Linked DNA regions of Homo sapiens: region 2 is linked to region 1. Evidence: read pairs that join two places in POLR2A ChIA-PET (ENCODE). Cell type or tissue: PC-9. All regions are shown on one strand.

Region 1 (2,500 bases):
CTCTGGAGCCCTGGGGGAAAACGCTTCTCCCTGCCAACACCACCCCCCTGACCCGCCACTTGTCCCTACCCCACCAGTCCACTCCATCTCTGGGGAGGAGGCTCTCACTTTGTCTCTCTGTCTCTGCCTCCAGCTCTGCTATCTCTGTGGGTCTCTGTTTCTCTCTCTTTCACAGTCTCTGCCTTTATCTCTCCCTGCTCTCTGAGTCTCTCTCTCTCTTCTCAGCCTCCCTCTGTGACTGTATCCCCCCTCCGCCCCCACCTTTTCTTCTCTCTTGAGGGCTGTTTCTTCATTTTTTCTGTCTTGCCTTGTATCTGTGCTCCTCTCTGTCTCATCTCCCCTGCCTTTCTCTGGCTTCTCCCTCCGCCACCACCCTTATCTCCCCCCACCACCACCCTTATCTCTCTCCCCCAACCCCTGATTCTTCCCCTCCATCCACCAGCACCAGCGCGACCTGTTAAGTCTCTAGAGACCTAAGAGAGGACGGAGGGGGCAGGGGCTGGCCCTGCCAGGCAGTGCAGGGCGTGGGAGGCTGCCAGATCCCGAGCCTCCTTCCCGACGGGATGGACGCTAGATCCCAGTCCCTTGGGAGGGCTCCCGTCCTCCTCTCAGAGCCTCCGCCCTCCACCCCACTCTGAGGTCACTCTGCAACTATGTCGGCCTAAGGGCCTGGCGGGGTCCTGGCCGCCGGTGGGCAGGCAAGGACAGGGTGGAACTGAGGGCCGGAAGGAGCTGGGGGGTTCCTAAGCTAACTCTTCCCATCTCCCCTCCAGGCACGCAGGCTGAAGAAAGTCCCTTCGTGGGCAACCCAGGGAATATCACAGGTGCCCGGGGACTCACGGGCACCCTTCGGTGTCAGCTCCAGGTTCAGGGAGAGCCCCCCGAGGTACATTGGCTTCGGGATGGACAGATCCTGGAGCTCGCGGACAGCACCCAGACCCAGGTGCCCCTGGGTGAGGATGAACAGGATGACTGGATAGTGGTCAGCCAGCTCAGGTGTGTGGCCACATCCCCGAATCCCACTCCCACCTCCGTCACACAGAGGGCAGAAAGCCCACCTGGGTGGGAACCCCAGTTTGACCACTTGTCAGCCGTGCGGCTTTGAGCATGTGATGGAACCTCTAGGTTTCGTTTTCCTCTTCTGCAAAATGAGTTAATAATAGGACATACTTCGTGGTTGTCATGAGCTTCCAGACTGGACACCCTCTTTCCGTTCTGACAGACCCCCTCCCAGTGTCCAGCTCTGACCCTGAACCTCTCTGTCTCTCCTCTTGCCCTGTCAGAATCACCTCCCTGCAGCTTTCCGACACGGGACAGTACCAGTGTTTGGTGTTTCTGGGACATCAGACCTTCGTGTCCCAGCCTGGCTATGTTGGGCTGGAGGGTGAGCTCTGGGGTCAGGGGTCCTGAGGGGTCAGAGGACATGTGGCGCTCATAGGTTGTGGGAAGTCAGGAATCCTGAGGGGTCAAGGTCAAAGGGTGCTGGAGGATTCAGGATGAACCTAGCGTCATACAGCCTAAGAATGTCAGAGTTTTGGGTGGTCAAGAAGCTGGGAGTCCATATAAGTTATGGTGCCAAGGCTGGGGGATTATATGTTCTGGGTGAAAAGACTTCTTGGGGGTAGTTGGATGTCCTAGGCATCAGACACCATCAGGTCACAGGAGGCCATTCTGGTCTTCAGATAAGGCGTCAGAGGCACGCAACGTACCCCTGTCCCCACGACCCCAGCGGTCTCTTTTTTCTCATCCATAGAATGAGATGAGGATGAGCTGTCAGACATTCTGGAAGAGAGACATGAGGAGCTCAGCTATCGTGGGGGGTCTGACATGGGAGGAATCAGATATTGGGGTCACGTGTGTGTTGGGTATGGCTCAGGTGCCCTCGGGGATCAGATAAGGCAAGTCAATGACCCTGCAGGGTGGGTTTGCTGCCCAAAGCCTACAGCATCCTAGTGGTGAGTCAGGCATCTTGGGGCCTCAGAGGGACCCCAGCCTCTACCACTGCCCACCCCGCTAGGCTTGCCTTACTTCCTGGAGGAGCCCGAAGACAGGACTGTGGCCGCCAACACCCCCTTCAACCTGAGCTGCCAAGCTCAGGGACCCCCAGAGCCCGTGGACCTACTCTGGCTCCAGGATGCTGTCCCCCTGGCCACGGCTCCAGGTCACGGCCCCCAGCGCAGCCTGCATGTTCCAGGTGAGTCCGGGGATGTGGGTCAGCTCCGAATAGGGGGCCGGGCAGGGCTGAAGTCAGGAGCAAGGGAACATTGCTACCTCTGCGTGAGTGTCTGACTGTCCTTCTGTCCCTCACTGTCTGTCTCTCTCGTTTCTCCCTCTGAGTCTGTCTCTGCCTCTCTGTCTCTACCTATCTTATTTCTCTCCGTATGCCTTTTTCTGTCTCTTTCTGTCTCTTGGTGTGTGTGTCTTTCTGTCTCTCTTTGTATGTGTCTCTCTCTCTGTCTCTCTGCTTCTCTCTCCCTCCATTCACCCCGGCCTCTCTCTG
Region 2 (2,500 bases), 66 kb before region 1:
AGCAAGGCACGGTGGCTCACGCCTGTAATCCCAGCACATTGGGAGGTTGAGGCGGGCGGATCACGAGGTCAGGAGATCAAGACCAACCTGGCTAACACGGTGAAACCCCATCTCTACTAAAAATACAAAAAAAAATTAGCCGGGCGTGGTGGCGGGGTCCTGTAGTCCCAGCTATTCAGGAGGCGGAGGCGGGAGAATGGCGTGAACCCAGGAGGCAGAGCCTGCAGTAAGCCAAGATCGCACCATTGCACTCCAGCCTGGGTGACAGAGCGAGATTCCATCCCAAAAAAAAAAAAAAAAAAAAAAAAAAAAGCAAGGGCGAAACTCAATCTCAAAATAAATAAATAGGTGCAGTGGCTCATGCCTGTAATCGCAGTGCTTTGGAAGGCTGAAATGAGAAGATTGCTTGAGGCCAGGAGTTTGAGGTTACAGTGAGCTGTGATCACTCCATGGCACTCCAGCCTGGGTGACAAAGCAAGAAATACAAATAAAATAAATAATAAGGTGGTTTGGTGGGAGGGTAGAAGGATAGATATGACAAAACAAACATGGGAAAATGTTCATTGTAGAATCTAAGTGATGAGTATGTGGGTGTTTATTATACAATTCTTTAAACTTTTCTTTATGTTTGAAATTTTTTCCTAATAGTGTTGGGAGAAAGTAACATCTATTCTGTGAGCCAGTTATTTCTCCCTTTGGTATTTATCCAAGAGAAATAAAAACTTATGTCTACATAAAACTTTGTAAGAGAATGTTCATCCCAGCCGGGTGCGATGGCTCACGCCTGTAATCCCAGCACTTTGAGAGGCCAAGGCAGGTGGATCACAAGGTCAGGAGATAGAGACCAACCTGGCTAACACGGTGAAACCCAATCTCTACTAAAAACACAAAAAATTAGCCCGGCGTGGTGGTGGGCGCCTGTAGTCCCAGCTACTTGGGAGGCTGAGGCAGGAAAATGACATGAACCCGGGAGGCGGAGCTTGCAATGAGCTGAAATTGCACCACTGCACTCCAGCCTCGGTGACAGAGCGAGACTCCGTCTCGAAAAAAAAAAAAGGAATGTTTATCCCAGCTCTATTATTGGCAAGAGACTGTAAACAGCTCAGATGTCCATCAACAGGAGAATGGATAAACAAACTCAAACTGTGCTTTATTTATACAATGGACTCCTACTCAACTATTGAAAAGGAATGAACTACTAATTCAAACTACTAAAAGGAATGAACTACTAACACACTAATAACGTGAGTGAATCTCAAACATTTTGCTAAGTGAGATTCAAAAAAGGGTGTATTATATAGAATTCTAGTCACAGGAAACTCTAGAAAAGGCAAAGCTAATCTGTGGTTCTAGAAATCACAACAGTGCTTGCTTTTCAAGTGCTTATGAATTGGGAAAAGGCATGATGAATGCTTCTATGGTGATGAACACGTTCTGTGTCTTGAGAGAAATTTGGGTTACATGGGTGTATGCCTTTGTCATAATTGACTGAACTGTAAACCTGTGGATTTCATGGAATGTAAATTATACCCTTTTAAGAAAGCTGATTATAAGTGGGAAAGGATTCTGCACATGCTAAACCAGATAATTTGTCACATAGTGCTTTGTAAGGCTATGTGTATCGGTATGGAAACACTAACAGAGATCCTAGATATATTGCTAGATCAACTTTCTAGAAGTTGTTCAAATTATTGGCTCTGTTGGACTAAACTAAATGAAGCTTAGTTTTGTTGATATAATATATAGTTGATATCATAGATTTGTTGATGTAATGTAGAGGAAGAAATCCAAAGACTGAGGCCAGGCATGGTGGCTTACGCCTGTGATCCCAGCACTTTGGGAGGCTGAGGTGGGTGGATCACCTGAGGTCAAGAGTTCGAGACCAGCCTGGCCAATATGGAGAAGCCCCATCTCTACTAAAAATACAAAATTAGCCAGGCATGGTGGCGCGTGCCTGTAATCCCAGCTACTCAGGAGGCTGAGGCAGGAAAATCACTTGAACCTGGGAGGTGGAGGTTGCAACGAGCTGAGATCGCACCACTGCACTCCAGCCTGGGCAACAGAGCAAGACTCCATCTCAAAACAAACAAATAAACAAAGACTGATATAATAAATGTTGGAGAGTACCTGTTAAGTTTAGAAGATCATACACACCCTAACAATATCTCCTAAGGAAACATGCCTTTCACAATGACATTGAGAAATATACTGGCATCAGAAGCACTAGCATCTTTGAAAAGCCCTGTAACGGCTGGTATAGAGGTAAAAAAATTCAGATGGCTCATTTCAGCCATTGAAATGGGTTCCCTTATTCCAACTGGAATGGCACATTCCAGGACAAAAGATAGGAAATTAAAGATTTGACAGACACCAAACAAGACACACAGATAGCAAAAAGCACATGTAAAAATGCTCAATATCACAAGTAATTAGGGAAATTCAAATTTAAGCCACAATGAGATACCACTACATAACTATCCAAACGACTGGTCATATCAAA

What was found. Peaks named below come from ENCODE experiments on the same cell type or tissue, not always from the same donor. Only the 100,000 strongest peaks of a DNase experiment are listed, where the experiment ranks them.
Region 2: POLR2A ChIA-PET joins it to region 1 with 11 read pairs; 4 of 35 experiments call an interaction of 5 or more read pairs at or near these places.

The regions. Positions count from the first base shown.
Region 1 is chr19:41,219,863-41,222,362 of GRCh38, forward strand. AXL (AXL receptor tyrosine kinase) reads left to right here. Exons shown (of 20, transcript NM_021913.5): 2 at 774-996; 3 at 1,284-1,384; 4 at 2,018-2,194. Among named protein-coding and RNA genes, the nearest start is that of AXL, 1.9 kb to the left of the region's middle. RefSeq lists an enhancer at 1,577-2,500. In PC-9, no CTCF peak of the experiment used is centred here; no DNase peak of the experiment used is centred here; H3K4me3 peaks cover 1,037 bases.
Region 2 is chr19:41,153,885-41,156,384 of GRCh38, forward strand. The region is part of intron 2 of LOC124904790; the gene reads right to left. Among named protein-coding and RNA genes, the nearest start is that of CYP2S1, 38 kb to the right of the region's middle. In PC-9, no CTCF peak of the experiment used is centred here; no DNase peak of the experiment used is centred here.